Linked DNA regions of Mus musculus: region 1 is linked to region 2. Evidence: chromatin loops called from intact Hi-C (ENCODE). Cell type or tissue: left cerebral cortex. All regions are shown on one strand. Each heading gives the region's core, and the rest is flanking DNA. Links, peaks and the distances in the headings are about the cores only. Region 1 overlaps Sec22a (SEC22 homolog A, vesicle trafficking protein). Region 2 overlaps Slc49a4 (solute carrier family 49 member 4).

What was found. Peaks named below come from ENCODE experiments on the same cell type or tissue, not always from the same donor. Only the 100,000 strongest peaks of a DNase experiment are listed, where the experiment ranks them.
Region 1: it touches region 2 in a loop (4-fold over the local background); 8 of 42 quality-filtered maps call a loop at or near these places.

What each region holds. Positions count from the first base shown.
Region 1 is chr16:35,314,242-35,325,214 of GRCm38, reverse strand. It overlaps Sec22a (SEC22 homolog A, vesicle trafficking protein), which reads left to right. Exons shown (of 7, transcript NM_133704.4): 6 at 6,346-6,411; 7 at 10,928-10,973. Among named protein-coding and RNA genes, the nearest start is that of Sec22a, 44 kb to the left of the region's middle. In left cerebral cortex, for the core only: a CTCF peak has its summit at 5,625; a DNase peak (open chromatin) is centred at 5,617.
Region 2 is chr16:35,720,665-35,731,637 of GRCm38, reverse strand. It overlaps Slc49a4 (solute carrier family 49 member 4), which reads left to right. Exons shown (of 9, transcript NM_153550.4): 5 at 1,244-1,352; 6 at 8,818-8,885. It overlaps Gm25967 (a small nucleolar RNA gene), which reads left to right and starts at 9,405; the gene lies at 9,405-9,551. In left cerebral cortex, for the core only: CTCF peaks have their summits at 4,628 and 4,833 (motif pointing right); a DNase peak (open chromatin) is centred at 2,280.

The DNA.
Region 1 (10,973 bases), core at 1,808-9,807, 410 kb after region 2:
TTGCTTCAGAACAAAAGCTGTCCTCCTTACACAGAAAATTCCAAGAGAGATGGGAATTCTGGGTCAAATCCTTCTATAACTCAGGAAACTAAATTCCTAAATCTTAGGGGCTCTCTATCAGGACTAGTGCCAAAGATGGCACCTTCATTTACAAGGGTTTAGGAGCCCTGTGTTAGGGCAGACTATTTATTACTACTTCATACTTTCTGATGAAAACAAAAGTTGGGCTCACATTGCCCATCTTTAAGATGTACTGTAAAACCACATATTTAAGACAGTATGATATTGGCAAAAGAATAAACAGTACATCACCATGACAGAATTGAAAGATAAGAGATAAATTTACATCCATGTAGCGACCTGATCTTTATCAAAAGAGCAAAAGCAAATCAATGGAGAATGGGCAGTCATTTTAACATGGTGCTGCAACACAAGAAAGCTACATGCCAAGGAATAAATCTGTAGATACTGCAAGTTGAGTAAACAGGAATTTAGAGTGGGTCATAGATCTAAATGTGAAGAACAAAACTTAAAATTTGTAAATTAAAAGAAGCAGCATAAGAGAACTCTGGTGTGAGCCTGGGGTCTGGGGATGAGTTCTTAGGTACAGCACCAAAAGTGTTGTGAAGGAAAAATATGCTGTTAGGCATCACTACATCTATCAATGTCTGTTCTGTGAGAGACTCTGCTAAGAGAATGAAAAAAGCCCCAGGTTAGGAAAAGATACTTGGAAACCTCCAGCCGTGACTCTCTAGGGCTGGAGAGATGGCTTTTCAGTAAAGAGCTTATTACTACTACTCTTCCAGAGGACCCAAGAGATGTTTGTCATAATGTACAAATAACTAACACATAAATAGGAAGAAATCTTTAAGGAGAGGAGAGGGTGATTCTAAAATACACCAAGAAATCTGAAAACTAAGAATGCAGATCAACCTGTTAACAGTGGTAAAAAAATCAGTAAAAAACCTCACCACAGAAGATACTGAAGGTGACAGACAGGCATGTGAGAAGATGCTGGACATTGTGTCATTAAAAAACTGCAAGTTTAAAATATGATGCCACTAAACACTTGTTAGAACATGCCCCAACTGTTGACAGCTGACACTTCCCAATGCTGATGAGGGTATGGAACAAGGGAACCCTCATTTGCTGCTAAGTGGGAGTGTAAAACGTTAACTGCAACTCTGGAAAACAGCTGGGCTGTTTCTCTCAGAGCTAAACAAAGCTTTACTCTCTCATCTGGTGATAGTGCTTTTAGGTGTCTCTCACCAAATAAGTAGAGCACTTTCAACATGTGGGTGTTTATATCAACTTAGTTATGATTTCAAGGGAACAGCTATGGAAGGTGAGTGGTAAACGGTAGTAATCCATACAGTAGACGACAACCATTCCGTGATAGAGGACACGGCTGGGAGTCACAAAAGACAGACAGACACCTCTAAAGTGCATGTTGCTTGATGAAAGCAGCTAGCATGAAAAACTACGTCCCGGACACTTTCTGCAAGAGGCAGACCTATAGACAGTAAGTTCTATAGTTATGCTGGGATGGGAAGTCCGAGATTCTCAGGGCCATGCAGTGGTGCTTTGTGACTTAGTGGTGGTGCTTGCCATTGTGCATTTGTCCAAGCCACAGAGCCTACAACAGGAAGAGAGGAAATTACCGGGTGGTAATATGTCAATACTGGCTCAGCATTTGTGGTGAATGTATCACACCAATTCCAGTTGTTACTAAAAACTGAGCCAGGAGTTGAGTATGAAGACTCTCTACTCAATTTTCTATATGACTATGGCTAATCTAAAAAAAATCTATCTTAGTTGGGTCTGTGGAATACTCCTTTAATATAGCACTTGGAAAGCAGAGGCAGGTGGATTTCTCTGAGTTCCAGGCCAGTCAAGGCTACATAGTGAAACCATGTCTCAACACACACTCTCTCTCTCTCTCTCTCTCTCTCTCTCTCTCTCTCACACACACACACACACACACACACACACACACACACACAAAAGCGTAGTTAAGAAGCCAAGAGTAAAACAAAGACTTTTTCTTTGGTGATCAGTCCAAGGAAAACTGGAAGGGAGACATGTTTCTTACCCCGAGCTTTGATATTTTGATGTTCTCCAGTGAGGTGCAACCCTACTTGGCAGCAGTTAAAAGTTCAACCTGTTGAACTTAGCCTGTTCTTAGAAGCATGATTAGGTAGGCTTCCTCTGCCTGTGGGGGTCTGCATAGGCCATGTGAGGACATTAATGCCCCAGTTAGAATGGAGCGTGGTTTAGGAATCTGATCTGTGTTTTAAGGTCTATATATAAATTCTGTGCCAGTTTGAGAATGCCAGTGAAATGCAGGTCGGGCCTATGGACCTTGTGTGTACTAGCCCCTGTCAACTTACTGCCCTTCCTCCATACGCAAATAGCAAGAATGGTCTGGTTGAATAACAGCATGTTCTAATCTGCATAAACAAGCTCTGCAAGGTTGGGAAGGTAATACACATGGTGGACTGGCAGATGGGGAACGAATGGAGAGGCAGCAAGGCTTCACTAAGTGCCTCTTCCTAGATGGTTCTTACTTTGAACCATGTAAAATTGCTCACCAAAACAACTGTTGGGCTAGGAGTAGAACTTTAATGCTAGAACAGTAGCCTAACAGTACGAGATCGCTCGGTTCAATCCTCAGCAATGAAAAACAGTTTCTCTAGGGTAAACAGAAGCAAAAAAAATAACATCTTTTGTTAATCCAGTTTAATAGGTAGATTCTTCAAGTACCAAAAATTCAGATACAGGTAAATCTTTTGTGTAACAATGACATGATGTTGGTCACTTTTTCTTTCCTTCAGAGTTATTCTTGTTCACAGTTTATACGGGATGAAAAGTCATTTTTTTGTCTTCACTAAAGCCTTTAGACTTGGTCTAGTCTCTTCTGGTTTCTCAGTGCATTTTGTGTTAGGAATAATCCCTTTAAATCACAAGTTAAATAGTTCTTCCTGAAGCTTTCTCTGAAGAATTTTGTACAAATATTAAGAATTATATAAGTGGAGTTATTCAGTTCTTGCTAGTGAAAGAGCTGAAAAATCAACAGCTTCCATAGTTCTATAAAACTTGATTTATAAAGTAAAGGGTTTATTTGTTGGGTGTGATAGCACATGCCTTTAGGATCTTTGTGAGTCCAAAGCAAGCCTGATATAGTGAGTTCCAGACCATTCAATACTATATAGTGATTCCCTGTTGTTAAAACAGGAAAAATAAGTAAAGAATTTATTGAAAATTATAACTTTAATCTAGTGGATGATATATTGTATATTTCCTGATTGTGAATAGTATAGTAGATAGGTACTAATTTAAAGTTTATAGTTTTATAACCTTGATTTGTAAATACTCTGAATAATAAGAATTATTATCTTCTAGTATGTTACTTTATGTTTGTGGCATGTTTAACTCTGCAGACCTACAGGAGTCAGCATTCCTGTGTATTGCCATTGTTGTTAAAGATCCCAGATAAGTGTGCTGGTGGAATGGCTCTGCTGGTAAAGGCTCTTGCTACAGGTCTAATTGCTGAGTTGGATTCCAGGACCCCTAGGATGGAAGGAGAGAACTGACTCTTGCAAGTTTTCCTCTGACCTCCATCTGTTTGCTGTGACATGTGTATGTGCATGCTTATATGTGCAACCATACGCAGACACAAAGTGTGAAGAAAATGAAAAAATAAGACTCAGCATAAGTTTGCTTATTCTAGATTAGTAACTGTTACTAAGAGTGATAGAATTTATTAAAATATGTGGCACCAAAGTTTTTCTTTGTTGTATGTGTGTATGTATTTCTCTCTTTCTTTCTTTCTTTCTTTCTTTCTTTCTTTCTGTCTGTCTGTCTGTCTGTCTGTCTGTCTGTCTATATCTATATCTATCTCTCTATATATATATTTATTTTTAAGTTGGTAAATCTGATTTCATGTTCAGAGTAATGTGTAAATTGGATTATTTGCACTTGCTTCCTAGCTTTGTTCTGAGTTTAGAGATGTTAATAAGGTTGTTGTGAGTTGACACCTCAGGAGTGTATAAGCTTTTATCACACTGTTTATAGTGCAGGGGTTCTTCTAACGATCAGTTTTGAAATGATGATAATTAGATCAAGGCGAAAGCAGAGCTACTTTTCATATGGAGTATTAGAAAATGAATCCTGTGACAATAACAGAAATGCTGCCCTGGAAGTCAGGAGACCTGTGATCTCTTTGCCAGTAACTAGCTCGTTGCAGATAGGATGCTGTGGGTCTCATATTGAAGTGTGCAGGATGGAGGCTTAGACTCCACATGCCCAAGGACTAGAGAGCACTAATGCCCTAGGGTCCTCAGACTCGAGAGTTGTTTGCAGTACTTACTACAAAGCAGAAATGAGTTAAGAAATAAAAAATACAGCTTGTGAATAAAGATTTAAGCACAGACTGCCTCTGGAAACATGCTTTGAGGTATTGTAAAATCAATTAAGAAAGATTTCAAATGGCAGTGTACTCTCAGAAAAAAAAAAAAAAAACCTGTTACATTATAGGACCAGTAATTAGGTCCTGTGATATGTTGAAAGGCTATATATTCTTTCACATATTCTGTGGTTGATGTATTTACCATGTTAGAAAGTGTTTATGACTCAACCAAAATACTAAAGAGCAGCATGCAAAAGTATAGGTTCATTTCTTTGGGGATGGAGAGTGGAGAGGTAGAGAGAAAAAGCCAGAAACACTCGGAAAGGTTAACAATCATTGTTCCTTTATATAAGAACAACATGGACTTCTTTGTATAGTGTGCGTGCGTGTGTGTGTGTGTGTGTGTGTGTGTGTGTGTGTGTGTGTGTGTGTGTACGCGTATTTGTGTTTTGAGACAGGCTTTCTCTATATAGAGCTGGCTGTCCTGGAACTCACTGTGTAGACCAGGCTGGCCTTCAACTCAGAGATCTGCCTGCCTCTGTCTCCCAAGTGCTGAGATTAAAGGCGTGCGCCACCACTGACTAGCTTGAACATAAACTTTTATAATTGGGAAAAAGGACTTAAAAAAATAAGCAGTTTAATTCAAGCCTTTGAATTAAAAACGTAGAAACTGTTGAACTGCCTGCTTCTGGGGCAGAACTGGCCTGAGCATCCTAGGGGGATTAATAGTTTCTGTTCCAAGATCTCACTAGCATAAGCCACTCTGCCTTGTGGCCTGTTCTGTACTCAATCAACTGCACTAAAGCAATTTGCTTTTCTTTCTATTGTATACCGATCCTTCCACCCACATGGGCAGAGAGAGGCACATTTGGTGGCACAGTCTTGTAATGCCAGCACTTAGGAAGCTGAGCAAGGGGATTGAGCATTTGAGGCCAGCCTGGGCTACATCATGAGATCCTGTAGGAAAAAGAAAATTATTTTTCCTAAAATAAGAGGTCTAGTGTAATGTCCCTGCATGGAAGAAAAACACTCCTCCTTCCTTGGTTTTGTGTACTGTTCGTCCACACAGTGAAGGAAGTTGAATGCCGGTACTTGCTAGGAACAAAGGACAAGTGTATGGTTCTCTATTCTCACAGGCTCTGGCTATTCTTCCTTACTGTTTTCTAGCTCAGTGACATTATAACCAGGCCTGATCTTTCTTTTGGGGATTTAGCACACTCTAGTGGACAGTAGCTTTTCAGTCACCACAGTTTTATTTATCATGCCAAGTTACTTTATTAGGCAATTCATTTATGTGCTTCCGGGGAGTAGAGCTTGTCAGATTGTATTTAAGTGGTGAGCCTCACGAGCAGGGGGAGCTTGCTCACTGCCAGGGTGGAGTGCATTTTCATGTGGCTTTACTGGAAGAAGAGGTTTTCTGTATTGTGAGGAAGCTAGCTTTTCCTCGGTGCTTCTCATCATCCCTGGGGTGACAGGCTGCTGATAGGTGAAGTTAAGACACAGAGAATGCAGGCAGTTTTCTTCAATGTCCCATTCCTCTGCCTTTTAAATTTAAATGTATCTGTATGCATGGGTGTTTTGTCTGCATGTATGTCTCTGTACCACTTGTGTGCCTGCCTGGAGAACATGAAGGTCAGGAAGGAAGCACTGGATCCCTCGCACCTGGACACATTGTCAGTCCCCATGTGGGTGCTAGGAATTGCACCTCTGTCCTCTGGAGAGGGAGTCAGTACTTTTAGCTGCTGAATCAGATCTCCAGTTACTCCTCGCTCCCTGCCTTACCATGTGTTCTATATTTCTATTTTTTATACACCACTTTGTAAAATGTTTGAGTGTGTATAAACATAAACATATCCTATCCTGGTAGATTGTTTTTGGCTTTTTTTTTTTAAGTAAGTACTGCCAATCAAAAGGTAATCTTGATTTGTTTTTTACAGAGTGATGGTGAGGATCTTAATTACATTATTGCATTTTTCCTTGGGACAGCAGCCTGCCTTTACCAGGTAGGTTTCCTCCCATTTGTAACAAACACTTCCCCATTGCTATTTGTTTCAGATGTCGGGTCTCATAATTGCCTGTGTGTTTAAAATACATAAAAATGGTGTCTGAGTTATTTGCCTCTCCTATAATTTGGTCTTCTGTTATCTTTGTAACCTACACGTCAATCTTGAGTTGTAGGCAGATGTTCACAGTGGACTTAGTCCTAACCCTTTCTCTGTGGTGGGTTATCAGGGGTGCCACGTCATGTGCCTGCGGCAGAAAGGCTACTTCTCAGTTGTCTAGTGAGAACGAGAGGATTTGTGCTCTGGAGGAAGCCATTAATAAGGAGTGACACAGCAAAGTAATATTTTAGGATTTTTAAGTAGGCATGACTTTTCAGTAGAGGCGAATAGGATGGATTGTAAACAGAAGGACTGGCAGTTAGGAAACCAGTTGGGAGATGATTCTAGCAATTCAGATGGAAAATAAAGGGAGCGTGAAGTTTGGCAATAGCAGCAAGGCCGTGAAAGAAATACTGCCACTGAGAAGGAAGGCCAGTGAATGTGTAGACGACTCGGGGTGGGGGTGGGGGCAGGTTCTGTGCCTGGCCAGTAGGGAGATCAGTCTCAGGAGAGATGGGAAGAATGGCCATGGCAGTGAGGAATACTCAGGAATAACTTTGTTAGACCATAAGGAGCAAACAGGGTCCACTGACCCAACCTTTATAAGTGGCGTGTTCCTTTGGCGTCTATGGGAAAAAGAAAGAAAAGGTAGGACTATTTAAAGCTCAGTGTGGACCTAAGACTACCCAAAATTTAGTAGGACGCCGGGGGAAAATACTTTGATAGGTATTTGAGCTCTACACAAACATACATTATACATTTTAGTTTTAGTGGCTTCACTTTAAAATCTTTAAACTTTCTTAATGTTATCTTTAGAAGTCTTATTAAATTTGACAGGTTTCAAATGACACTTCATACAGGTAATGTGACGCCATGTGTTTGATAGTGGAACACAGTGTGCTTCAGTTTGCACAGTGTTCTCTTGAGGGTTTCCCACTTTAATCCTACACCCTGTCATATAAGATTATTGTCTCATTTATAAAAATGAGGACAGAAGGACTCAGTACTGTTCTGTGGCAGCATAACAGGAAAAGGGAGGAGCCGAGGCTACTGTTGCAGAGTTAGAGCACAGGTTCACTCCCCTATAGCATGCCACCTCTGTGCCCAACCAAGTCACTAATCCTGCTTCTTTTTCTTTTTAAATTGTTTGTTCGTGATCGAGTGCTGCAGCACCATTTCTTTATCAGACTGCTTTCTTCCACGGAATTGCTTTTGCACCTCTATATGAACTCAGTTGGTGTATTTTGTGAGACTTTCTGGGTTCTGAATTACGTTAGTTTGGTCTATTATCCTTCTACCACAATCATATGGTCTTTATTACCCTAGCTATATACCACCTTAAATTCAGTTTTCCTAATAGTTACAGAATGATTCACATTTTCTATTTCAGCAGATGAAATTATGGTAGTTTGGGGGTTTTGTGGAAGTGGTCTATTTTATCTAATTTATATGTATAGAGTTGGTAGTCATATCTCTATTCCTTTGGTGTCTGCAATGTTTATGATAGTGTTTCTTTTCTGATGTTGGTAATTTATATTGTCACAGTTGGTCCTGTCAGTTTCTATGTCACTGTTTGAACCAGCTGTTCAGTCCATCAGGGTTTTTGTTTTGTTTTGGGGTTTTTGGGGTTTTTTTTTTTGTTTTTTTTTGTCCCTCTTCTGTTTTTCTGTTTTCAATTTTATTGATTTCTGCTCTTGTTAGAAGTTAGAAGTTGACCTTTCTAGGTTTCATTTCAGTTCTGGTTTTGTCTCACATGTTTTAAAGCTATGTGGTTTTAGTTCATGCAAATTTAGGATTGCTCTGTTGTCTTGGCAGTTTTACTCATGTGTCATCATTTTCTTTGCTTTGAAGTGTTTTTATATTTATACTTTTCCTTTTTTGATTAATGTACATGACATATTCTTTTTCATCTTTTTACTTTTAATTTGCCTCTGTTATTTGATGCAATTTTCTGATAATGAAATTGGTTTTTTAGTCTACTTTGCTAATCTCTTTCTTTTGGTTGCTGTATGTAAGCCATTTACATTTAATATAATTATAGATATATTGGGCTTTCTTTTTGTTCTATTTTCATTTTTTAATTTTCTTTTTTCTATGTTTCTATAGTTTATTTGAGGTTTTAAGAATTCCACTTCAATATTATCTATAGTATTTAAAAACCTGATGGATTGTAAAGTGGTTCCTGACTATAGGTAACAAACAATAGATACTTGTCATAGTCTGCTGTTGTTACTTCGTTTACTGAGATATAGACACATTATCTCCCTAGATGTTCTATTGTCCTCCTCTATTTATAAAACTTTCATTTTCCCCATATATTCCAGAACATGTCAGACACTTGTAATACATTTTTTTCAACTGTGAAACATAAACTTAAAAGGAAAAGACCACCTGTCATACCTAGTCACAGTGTTGCTACCGTTGGTTTTTCTTTCTGAATATTTCAAGTTTTTTCTTCTTTTGTTTTCTTTTTTGGCTTAGAGTAAAATTTTAGCTGTGTAATATGTTTCATCAAGGTGATATCAACAGCGCTCATTGCAAGGCATCTTTTTTCTTCGTTGCCTGTGAAAACTTGAGTCATCAATTAAATTTTAATACAAGAAAAACTTTTCGTTACAGTAGAATTCCAATTAATGAATGTAGAAAGAATGATGGAGATAAAACGTCACTATTAAATCACCATTAAGCAAACACCACTGTAATAACTGAGGCAGGCAGAGGGTGGCATACATTCCCATCAAGGGGTCCAAGTTGACAGCACTGATAAAACATACTGCCTGGCACCTCTGTGTTGTTCTTGGCAAAATTACATATGCTTAACTCAATCTTGGAACACTGGACACATCCAAATTGAGGAACACAGCTCCAGCATAACTGATGAATATTTATCAGGTCTGTCAAGGTCATGACTGAGAAGTTATTACAGATTGGAGGAGACGTGACCGCTAAGAGTAGCACAGAATCCTGGGTGGGAAAAAGGTCCCTAATGGGACACTGGACAAAATCAAAGCCCATCAGTTAGCAATCCTCACTGTGATCACGTCCTGGTGTGATGACTGTTCTGTGGTGGCTGTGGAAACAGTACAGCTCTGCTATTTCAAATCTACTCCAAGTCCAAAGTTTATTCAAAAGAAAACTCATGTCTTTAAACCTTTATTTCACAGTGAAAATCACTCTCTTAAAATAAATGCTTTTATTTGTGGCATATAGATAGCAATAGGGTTTTTTTTTGGTTTGTTTTTTTTAACAGCAGGCAGGGTCTTACTGTATAGTTCTCTGGCTTGCCTGGAACTTTATAGGCCATGCTAACCTACAGAGATTCTCCTGCCTCCAAGTGCTGGGATTAAAAGCATCACTCTGGTGTGCATTCTTCAGTTTTAAATATGGACTAATCTTCACTCGTGAAAGAACTAATGTTTGGCAAGAACTCCCTTACCTCCCATTCTGAAGCCTGGATACAGTTCACAGAAACTACCGCTGCTTTTCAGAGACTTCACGAGTGTATACAAATCCCTTACTTCCCAGATAGTAGATTTCAGGCACATTCTTGAAAAGGATCCATTCAGTCATTAAATTTTGTACAGCACTTATTATGTACTTGGCACTATTCTAGACTCTGGAGATGAGCAAATGCACAGGAGCTGTAGGTGACAAGCAAAATAAGCATGTTTATAACGTGGGAAAATGAAGGATAAAGGGGACAGTACTAGGGCTGGTGGGTGGGGGATGCTACCTTTACTGTCTCACTGAAAGAGCACTCACTGTCATTCTTTGTCCCCTTTCCTACTTTCTAAGCTATAACTGCTTTAAGCTAAATGATGAAGATATGCTAATATCACTCTGTCCCTTCAGTGGAGACCCAACAATGCAATGGCTTTGTTTCTGTCACAGCTGAGGAGCAAGACCCAACTCCTGCAGCTCCTCACTATCCCCCAGCCTCAGCCACATTCTACCCCCCACCCCACCCCCGCTGTTTCTCACACCTCAGACTTGTTGTTTTCTTTACCCCTCAGACTCCAGTTGTGGGAGCGTCCATCTTCCTCAGCTGTTGGCTGGTGTTTCTGTGCTTTCCTGGGTTCACTGGCCCAGGGGCTGAGAGCTCAGCAGTGTATCTATCCTGTTCCCTGCTAGGGTAGAGAATTTCTGAAGTCTGTCTTACAAGGGAGTCACCGGGCTGTACTTCCATTCAACATATGATGAAGAATGTTTTTCTTCTGAAAACGAAAGACAGAGAAGGGAAAATCTGTTTCCCTTTCGAGCCCTGGAACTCCCGTGACTGAATTTCTCCAATAGCTTACATTCTCTTTTTCTTCTCTAGGAACTTCCTTCATTTTCTTCTCATGTTTTATTCTACTCTGTTACATATCTAGCTCTTTTCCTGTAACCTAACCAACTCTGATTTTTATGTTTTGAACAGTGTTATTTACTTGTGTACTACACCAGCTGGCGGAATGTCAAGTCAT
Region 2 (10,973 bases), core at 931-8,930:
GTGGTCATCTTTGTTGTGAGCCAGTGCTACACTGTCACTGCCTTGGCCGAGCAGTTAGTCTTGCTATCTCAGGACAAGGGTTTCCGCACCAAGCTTTTTAAAGGGTGACTTAGCTTTTTAAGGAATTTTATTTTTCATATTTCTTAAGTTTCTAGAAAAAAAATACAAGTAAGAGTTTAGTTGTGACTACACTGAATTTACATGTAGGCTGAGAGTGTAAAGACTGTGCATCTATTTAGATTGTTTCTGTTCTTGTAGTTAGGTTTAAGATTCTCGCCCCTCCCCCCTCTTCCTTATTCTCTCCCTTCCTCCCTGTCTCTCTCTCTTTCATATTAGTCCCTGGCCTTCCTGGTTTATTCCTAGATGCTATATGGGTTTTCTTTTGTTTAGTTTTGATTTTTTTTTTTTAAGATGAGGTCTTGATCTGTAACCCAGGCTGTTCTGGAACTCATGGCCCCAAACTCAAAGTAACTGTCCTGCCTCAGCCTCCTAAGTGCAATATAACAACTTACTAGTATAGCACAGCAAACCCTGGGGATTTAAGAGCTATAAGTGAAAGGATACTTATGCAATCTCTTGTTTTGCTGGGGCTTTGTAACTTTCATAATATATATTGGTCATAATCTTTCCCTTCCTCCAGTTCATCTCAGGCTCTTACCTATGTCCCTCCCCACCCAGCTTCGTATTCTCTCTTAAGAAAGCCAAACACAAAACAAAACAAAAGAACCGTGGGGTCCGTTTTGTGTTAGCCAACTATTTCTGAGCGTGGGGCCTGCCCTGGAGTGTGATTGATATTACCCTGTGATTCCACTAAAGAAAACTGATTTTCCTGCTCCCGGCAGATATATACAAAGAGCTTCTTGGGTAGGGGTGAGACTTTGTGTCCACTCTCCTCTCGATGCTGGATTTTGTGTGTATTGAACCCAGGCAGGTCTTGCTCATGCTGCCATGGTCTCTGAGTTTGTATGTGCCTCTGTCCTGGTTCCCTGATTCTACCAACTCTGGCTCTTACAATCTTCCCATCTACTGACCTTGAGGGCAGGGCTGTGATAAAATCATCCCATTTAGGGCTGGGTGCCACAGAATTCATTCTTATAAGAAAATAAAATGTTAGAGAATTTCAAGTTTATCAACAAATGGACACACACTCCTTATTCTGTGTTCTGGTTTCAAAATGACTTAAGTATTTCATAAATAGTTTAAATTCTACATTTTAAATTTGTAATAATCTTTTCTTTTGCAGCAATTTGAGGTTTTTGATGATTGCTTTAGCATACGCAATACCACTTGGTGTGTTTGCTGGCTGGTCTGGAGTTCTGGACTTAATTTTAACACCAGTGCATGTCAGTCAAGTAAGTATTTGTACCTGTATATGTTGTTGGTATTTTAGCTCATTTAATTTATAAATAATGGTGATAAGTTTTGATTTTAGCTTCAAAGATTAGGTAAAGTGTTGCCTAACTAAACAAGATTCCTCTGGGACAGTTGAAAACTTGATTTTTAACATCAGTGTTGAGTTTCGAATTTCTTTGGCTGCTGTTAATACTGATAGACAAAAGAGAAAAAGCCTTAGTTTGGGTAACTTTATCCTTCATCCTTGTTTCATACTTGATAAATTACAAACTCATCACCTGATATATTGCTATTCTAAGTACTTTCTTGTCTCCGAACTAGGATGCCTCCTTTTTATAAAACATAACCATGGGCCAGCAGGATGGCTCCGTGGGTAAACCCTGATGATCTGAGTTTGATACTCATAACCCACGCAGGAGGAGAGATCTGAGTCTCCACACACTGTTCTCCAGCCTGCACTTACGAGTGCGTACACACAAGCACACACACATGCACACACGCATACACACACACACACACACACAAGCACACACGCATACACACACACACACACACACACACACACACACACACACACACACACATATACAAACTCGGAAGAATTACCCATGAGATTAAACCTTTTCACCATGCTCGATGCCTGTACTGCATTCTCTTTGCTGGTAGGAAAGGCAGATAGAGACCCAGCATACCACTGTGCCACCATTGCTCTGAGTGAACAGTCTGGCCATCTGCTTTTAATGAGCCCTTGGGTTGTCTCCCACTCTTTGCTGTCACAGTGGGGCTGTGTGACCATTCTCATGCACTGTCCTTTTGCTTGTGTGTTTTGGAATGGAACTGCTGCTTTTTCCGTATGCCTCCTTTGACAGGCAGTGTAAGTCCCGTCTGAGGCAGCTGTATCCCTTACAGTCCTGTCAGCGGCAGCTGGTGCTTCTCCTGCTGCCCGTCAATAGAACACGTGGCTATACAGCAGTGTTTGAAGCCTTCTCATAGATGTGCTAATGACTGAGCCTTGTGTGCATTCACAGGGACATCTGGACTTTCTTTTTCAACTGTTAGCGGATATTTGAATGTCCTATTTTGTGACTGCCTGTTCAAGTCTCTTGCCCACCCTTCTTGCAGAAAAATAGAAAAGAGGAATGAGGAGGAGGCTTGCTAGTAGCCCTAAATAGGGTCATTCCTTCCTGCTCCTGAAGGCTGAAAAATGGCCTGCATACCTAGAGCTCCAAGTGGCTTAGTTGGTAGCCTGCCACAGAGTTGAAAGTAGAGCAAAGACAACAGAGGTGGAATTGTGGTATGGAGCCAGGATCACAGCACCCCAAAACCTCTTCAGGGCCTCACACAGGCTAGGCACGGGCTCTACTACTGTCATGAAATCTCAGCCCCCTTGAAACAGGGCCTCACTAAGTTGCCCAGTTCTGGCTTTGAATTCAGTCATAATGCAAGTAGGCTTTTAGCTTACAATCCTCCTGCCTCAGCCTCCCTATATCTGGCCTTACAGACCTATGCTGTCAAGCCAGGTTTCGTGAATATTAAGTGCAGAATGAAAAATCATCCCTTCTGTAGACAAAGGTTTACTCTGTATGAACCACCGTTAGCAAAGCTTGCAGCAAGCCCTGAAGACCACAGGCTACTGTGACAGTGAGCCCTCCCAAACACAGGTCCAAGTCTTTTTTCCTCTCTACCATAAGCACACACAGGTCGTCCTCCACAGTGCAGTGTCACCAAGCATAGAGGACAACTAAAGAGTGCACTTTCTATGTTTACCACCCATCAAAGTAGAATATAACAGTCCTATTAGACATGCAAAAACCTTGGAAATTATGCTCCATGTTTTAAACAAGAAAAGAGTAATCAACAGAATCCAATTTTTCAATAGTCTAGGTGTTAGATTTAGCAAAGACTATATTGCAGAAGATAGAGGGAAAAAACCCTCGCTTGCTCCTAGTTCGTGAGTGTACATCCTTGTATCCTCTAGGGAAGCAGCACAGTAGCCATGCGGAACATACAGCTGTTTGATATGATGTTTAAGTCAGTTGTTGTTGTTGCTTTGCTTTGGTTTTTTTGAGACAGGGTTTCTCTGTGTAGCCCTGGCTGTCCTGGAACTTGCTCTGTAGACCAGGCTGGCCTCGAACTCAGATACCCGCCTGCCTCTGCCTCCCAAGTGCTGAGACTAAAGGCGTGTGACACCACTGCCCGGCCAAAGATTGAATCATTGAAACGAAGTGAAGGTACATCTCTGCTTCCTTACCTTTTGTCCCTGGACTAACCTGTCAGTGGACTGACCTGTCAGTGGACTGACCTGTCAGTGGACTGACCTGTCAGTGGACTGACCTGTCAGTGGACTGACCTGTCAGTGGACTGATCTGTCAGTGGACTGACCTGTCAGTGGACTGATCTCTCAGTGGACTGACCTGTCAGAGGACTGACCTGTCAGTGGACTGACCTGTCAGTGGACTGATCTGTCAGTGGACTGACCTGTCTGTGGACTGACCTGTCAGTGGACTGACCTGTCAGTGGAATGACCTGTCAGTGGACTAATCTGTCAGTGGACTGATCTGTCAGTGGACTAACCTGTCAGTGGACTGACCTGTCAGTGGACTGATCTGTCAGTGGACTAACCTGTCAGTGGACTGACCTGTCAGTGGACTGACCTGTCAGTGGACTAACCTGTCAGTGAACTGATCTGTCAGTTGGACTTGTGGTTCTCCCGCTTCTTCCTCCCCTGGGCTAGAAGTGCACTTGGCTTTGCCCTGCTGGGGATCAACCCAGGCCGTGTAGGTCACCGCTCTCCCAACCGAGCCACAGCCTTAGCACTGGTATCAAGGTTATGCTGGTATTGATGCAATTTGAGACATATTCTATCTTTTCTTTTATTCTAAGAGTTCATATAAGATTATGAGTTCGAGTTTGAGGTCCAGGCGTGGTGGTATATCCTCTAACCCTAGCACTCGGGAGGCAAAGGCAGGTGGATCTCTCTGAGTTCCAGGACAGCCAGAACTACATAGAGAAACCCCATTTCAAAAAAGAAAAAGAGATTTTAAAAAAAATATGGGTTTGATCTTCTGTTCTTCTCTAAATATTTGGTAGACCTTACTGTTTAAGCCATTTGCTTTTCTGTGAAAAAAAATTGTTTTAACTATTGAATCTGTTTCTTTAAAAGTTACAAAATTAGGGCTAGAGAGATATCTGAGCAGTTAAGAGCACTTGCTGATCTTCCAGAGGACTCAGGTTCAGTTCCCAGCTCCTACATGGCAGCCCCAAACCATCTATAATTCTAGTTTCAGGGTTCTTCCAGCTCCCTTGGCACTGCATACATATGGTGCATATGCATGATAGCAAACACACGGACACACTAAGTAAAAATAGATTTCTTAAAGCAGTCCTACATTAACATTTCAGTGGACAACTTTTTAAAGATTTATTTTATGTATATGAGTACACTGTAGCTGTCTTCAGACACACCAGAAGAGGGCATCAGATCCCATTACAGATGGTTTTGAGCCATCAGGTAGTTGCTGCAGTTTGAACTCAGGACCTCTGGAAGAGCAGCCAATGTCCCGTGTTCAGTGTCCTGGCAAAGTGTATGTCATGGTCATCTACTCTCTGGTGATTTTATTGGCCCTCCAGGACCAGTTACTCAGGATATTAGTTGCCCTGAATATCAGTGTCTTCTCACATAGCTTTTCCTTGAGTAATTCCACTAGCTTTTTATTGAATGTTTCTTTTCTGAACATCCTGTTGATTTATTCTTTCCTCTTCATGTTCTTCTGTTCTCACCTATAAGAAGGAGTTACTTTGCTTCTTTTCCTAATTTTTAAACGTAAATGCCTCTGAGTGTCTTTGATTTTTCAACTTAAATATATCCATTTTAAGGCAATTTCTTTTTTTAAAAAGTATGGATTGCCCATCCCATCTCATACGTTTAATTAAGTAGTACTCTTATTATTATTGCATTTGAATCTATGCCCATACCTCTCTGAATGTGTTTAAGCTCATCATTATTACTTAATTTAAAATATTTCCATAATCCATTGCAGTGTAGGAGGTGTTTATAAGAACATATCCTGTTTTCTTTTACAAGTATAACATCTATAGATTTTAATTTTTGTTTAAAAATTAAAACAAGATTGGCAACAGGAACTCAGTGTAACCCAGGGTGACCTCAAGCTCACAGCTTAACTGGGGATGACCTGGATCCCTGGTCTTCACCTCTGGAGTGCTGGGCCACAGTCACCTGTCACCATGCTCCATTTGTGAGATGCAAGAGCTCTGACTTGGGGCTTTGTTCATGATTGGCAGGCACCCTCCCAATGAGCTACACCCCCAGCCCCACAGTCATGCTTCTTGAGGTTTGTAGGACTCATTGGATGTAGAACTTGCCTCTTCAGTTTCTAGAAATGTTTAGCCAACATCTCCTTAAGATTTATGTTCCCCAGTTCCTCACGTGGCGCTGTACGTGTTACACTTTTGTGCTGCATTTCCTGTCGTGTGGCACCTCTAGCCGTACATCTTACACCTTTGCACTGCATTCTGTCATTTTACCTTTCAGTGCTTCTGGCTGGATATTTTATCTATCATTTTTCCAGCTCAACACGTCAATCTTCAGCTGTAAGATACTATTAAATTCCTCCGAGTTTTAACTGTTTTTGAGTGATAAGTCTTGATTTGTTCTGTTGTAGTGTACAGAGTTCTACAGACACACTTACCTTTTCCATCTCCCGGCGGCGCTCATTCTCAGTCTGCACCTCAGGCCCTGTTCTCTGGCCTGTGGTCTGCTTTACTGTGACGGAGACGTCTGGCTGAGTGTTAGGCACAGGCTGTAAAGAGATCACCTGGATGGCGAGAGGGTGCTGTTTTTTTCTCCAAAGAGAACTGTGAGGTTTTATCTGCTTTCTGGAGAGAACCTAGACTTCTTTAGTCTGATTTCAAGGACTGGAACCATTAAATCTAAACTTTAGTCTCATGAAAGGCCATTGCACTTCCAGTGTGCGGTGTGCCCATCAGGGTCCCACGTCAAGTCTGTTTTCACAAGGTCCTCACCCTACAGAGAACTCCAAACCCATATTTTCTCTCATAGGTGAATGAGATGAACCACGTGTCAGTCCCTTAAATACATGTTCTGAAATAAGCAGACGCCCAGCCTGTCCCTCTGGATTCCCTTCCTGCCTAATCATACTCGCATAACCCTGCCTTCCGCCGCACTCCCCCGGGCTTCAGATGGATTTCCTCCCAGAGTTTGTAATTCCCAACCACAATACTAATCCAGATTACCACGTGTGCCTGTCTCAGTCCACACCACATACTTTAACAAAATACCTTACACTAGGAAGTTGATGGAACAGGAATTTATTTCTAACAGTTCTGGAACACTAGCAGGCTCCATATCTGCCAGATTACTCTCTGCCTCCAGACGCCCCTTCTCTGCACCGTCACACAGCAGAGGACGAGGCAGCTCTTCTTTTATAAAAGGCCCCTCTTCTCTGTAGTGTCTCACCGGGGATTCGGTTCCAACACGTGCACTAGACCATAGATGAGTCTCTGCCACAAGACAACCACTTTCTCCAGTTCTCAATAAGTTCTAATAAGGAAGTGTGCAAGTCTATTTAAATGATGTTGAATTTTGCATATCTGTGACTAACTAGTATTGCAAACCCTAAAAAGTCCTTCTTGGTATCTTTCTATGTTTAAACTCTGAGAGATACAGAGTCCATGATCACACCAGATATTAAAACATAATTTAAAGTTATGCTTTAGTTTTTAATTTAACAAAGGAAAAAGATCATAACTGGATTGAAAAGATCAGCATCAGTACAGCTAGGCCCACATTCTTGCTGACACACATTGCCACTCACCCAGGGGACGGATGAAAGTGTGCGTGGCTGTGCTAGAGAGACAAAGGCTCAGCGGGTAAATGGCTCATCATACAAGCAGGAGGACCTAAGTGTAGGTTCTAACCTGGTAAAAACAGTGGTGGAGGCTGAGTCTGCAGACCCGGTGCTCCTGCAGTGAGAGGCAGGAGCAGCTCCTGAAGCTTGAGGGCCATCTTAGCAGCCAGGAACAAGAGACCCTGGCTCAGGGTAAAAGGCAGGGTGGGGCCGGCACCAGAAGGTGACCTCCATATGGCACCAGGGCTCGAACACGCCTGCACAGGTGCTGTAGGGATACGGGCAGAGGTGACAAGTGCCCCGAGCACATGGGCCTGAAGGCGGGGAAGAGCTAAAATGGGAGAAGCGTCCTGAGATGGGAGCTGCTGCTGCTTAGTGAGCACTTGCTATGTGCCGCTCACCAAGCTAAGTCTGCGCACAGTGTCCCTCACCACTTTGTACGTAGGAGGTGAATTGACCAGAGTCACTGAGCTCACGAGGAGCAAGAATAAAAACAGTTTCCGAGTTCAGCTCTTTTTTTTTCTCTCTTCTATCTACTTGTCTTCATCAGACTTGAAAGTGACAACATGTTTGATAGAACAACTTAATGGGAAACAAGCACGGCTTTGCCTATGGTCCTATAGATTCCAGTCTGTGTCTGCATGGCACATTGCTATGGGGCTGAGAGACGCCAAATGTCATGGCGGGCAGCAGAGCAGTTAAGTTCCCATAGAGAGGCGCCCAGGACAAGTCACAGTCCCTCGGGACATGAACCCAGTAAACTCCTTCCTCTAGGTAGGCTGTACCTCCTAATGCTTCCGGAACTTTTCAGGTAGTGCGGGCATCTGGGGGCCAAGCTGAGTCACATGAGGCCTGGGGTATGTGTTTTATCCAGGTTATACTACCATCTTCTTCCTCAGCCTTAGGTCTCTCTCCCCATCTCTCCTCCCACGGTATCTTATCACTCAATACAGTCATAAGGATGGCCAAATGTTTTAGCAACCAATTATTTTATAGGAGTTTTATGTATGACAGCTGGATTTAAACTTCTTGAGGTCATGGACTGTTTTCTTTCTTTCTTTCTTTCTTTCTTTCTTTCTTTCTTTCTTTCTTTCTTTTTTTTTTTTGTTTGTTTTTGTTTTTTTTAGAGACAGGGTTTCTCTGTATAGCTCTGGCTGTTCTGGAACTCACTTTGTAGACTAGGCTGGCCTCGAACTCAGAAATCCGCCTGTCTCTGCCTCCTGAGTACTGGGATTAAAGGCGTGCACCACCACGTTTTCTATCCTTTCTTATTGAGAGGTCTTAGCATTAGGCAGTATTAGACAATGCTAGTATATATATAGCACGTGCCTGAAAATATTTAATGGTATTGTTTTGTTGACTTAAACATTCCAACAAAAATTAATACATACATAGAGAAATTTGTATTCATTAGTTACACATGAATCATTTCATTTTAATCCATTTTTAGAAATATTTCCTAGATTTGTTGCCATTTAGCTAGCTGTTAATATTGACTGAAGAGGTCTTGTATTAATGTTATTGTATGAATACACCTATTAATATGTTAATAACAAGCCTGCTACTTTGTTAACAGGTAGACGCTGGCTGGATTGGATTCTGGTCCATAGTTGGAGGCTGTGTTGTTGGGATAGCTATGGCAAGGTGAGACTATTTCATATCAAACTTATAAGTAGATGGGAGGGATAAGAAGTGGGTTTTCCAATGTTAACACTATTTAGGAAAAAGCAGAAGAAAAGGCCAGAAATGGCTTCTTGTTTGGGTTCACGCTACAGAACAGATTCCAGCTACAAGAAGCCTGCTTGGGAGCAGTCCCTCCCAAAGTGGTGTCTGAAGGCAGGAAGTGTATTTCCAGCATAATGAAACTCCTTCTCTTCACTTTATTTGAGAGCAACATCCTCAGATGGAACCACTCCAAAAATGTGATATAATTTTTAAAAAATAATTTAAAAGGTAAGCCGGGCGTGGTGGCACACGCCTTTAATCTCAGCACTCGGGAGGCAGAAGCAGGCGGATTTCTGAGTTCGAGGCCAGCCTGGTCTACAAAGTGAGTTCCAGGACAGCCGGAGCTACACAGAGAAACCCTGTCTCGAAAAAACAAACAAACAAACAAATAAAATAATAATAATTTAAAAGATAAAGTTAGTAAGAAGACAAGTGTTATCCTCCTACAAACGTGTGTTTTTGTTCTCTGTCCTTGGACATGTAAGAATTGGAGACAAAGAAACTTGGTAGATTTAGAAAGGTCTGGGACCAGCTTGTCTCCCCCCCTCCCCCCCCCACACACACAGGATCAACCATCCCACAGAGGGGGCAGGAGGCAGGTGGAGGGAGATGAGTGTCCGAGAGCATCTGTCTGGCCGGAGAGATGGCTCAGTGGTTAAGAACACTGACTGCTCTTCCATTAAGTCCTGAGTTCAATTCCCAGCAACCACATGGTGGCTCACAACCATCTGTAATGGGATCCAATGCCCTCTTCTGGTGTGTCTGAAGACAATGACAGAGTACAAAAAGAGCATCTGTCTGTCAGAGCATCTCTGGGCACTCATGGGAAGGCAGACCCTGATTAACAGGTGTAGGTGTGTCCTTGTAATTATCCCTCTGTAATGGAAGTATATCTGTAAAGGTCTTCAGTTTTCTTAAACTCATTTTTATCCCAACCTATTATGACAACAAATTCTTAGAATGGGTTAGAAAAAGAAAGAGGGTTCTTATTTATTCCAAAACCAGAAATCTTAGAAATAAAAACATCACTCCTTCCTATGACTTCCTGTGAAACTTCTCTTGGTGTTTCTAAAGTAGGAACGTCACTAACCTTCCAAGCCAGTACATCACACCAAACCCAGCCAATCAGTTTGCCAGGAAGAAGTGAATCTAATTACATATTTGAGATCAAAAGAATATCTGAACCTCTCGGTGTGCGACACAACATGCTTTGCACGGGACAGCAGTATAGGCCTTGCAATCTGGGGTGATGCAGGAATGAAGTCAAATCCAGCTCGCTTTATTTGAGGGTTTTGTCGTTGTTTTGCTTTGTTTTGTTTTTGTTAGAAAGGCATTGAATAAAATCCAAAAGCTGAAGGTTTGAGCTAGGAAGTCCCTTTGACTAATTGTGAAGCACATTGTCCTGACAATTTCTGTAATAAATAATAATCTTTTGTAAACTTAGAATTCAGACCAAGCATTTCGTATCTCCTGGGGGACACATCTTGGGGCAGACATTTTATTAGGTTGTGGGATCCTCCAGGGTGTGTAGAAGTGTCCCCTAAAGGAGAGCAAACCTTACTCAGTAAGCAAGCCATCCATTCTTCCCACTCACAAGTGGTGGCAGCTCTCGTATCCAGAGTCAGATATTCCAGAAAATACCAACAAACATGGTCAATCACATATCAAATAAATACAGGAAAGAAAGGAGGAGGCGGTGGTGGTGGCAGTGGCTGGTACTGAAAAATTGCAAAGAACACCTGCATAGAGTCAGACATTACAGTCAGTTTTAAAGGCAGAATGGAGAGGACATGGTATATTTCTATTATATAATAGAAGTAATTCCAAAGGATAGAATAGCTGTACTTAGGCACAGCCAGAGCTGTGATAGGAAGAAAAGCAACAAATGGAAATGGGAAGAGAGGTGAACGGTGTGGTTCTTAGTTGGTGAGCGTTCAGGAAAAGGGTAGTGAGTTTTGATAATCTAAAATGCTGTAAAGTTCCCAGCTTGATGAGATAACATCTAGC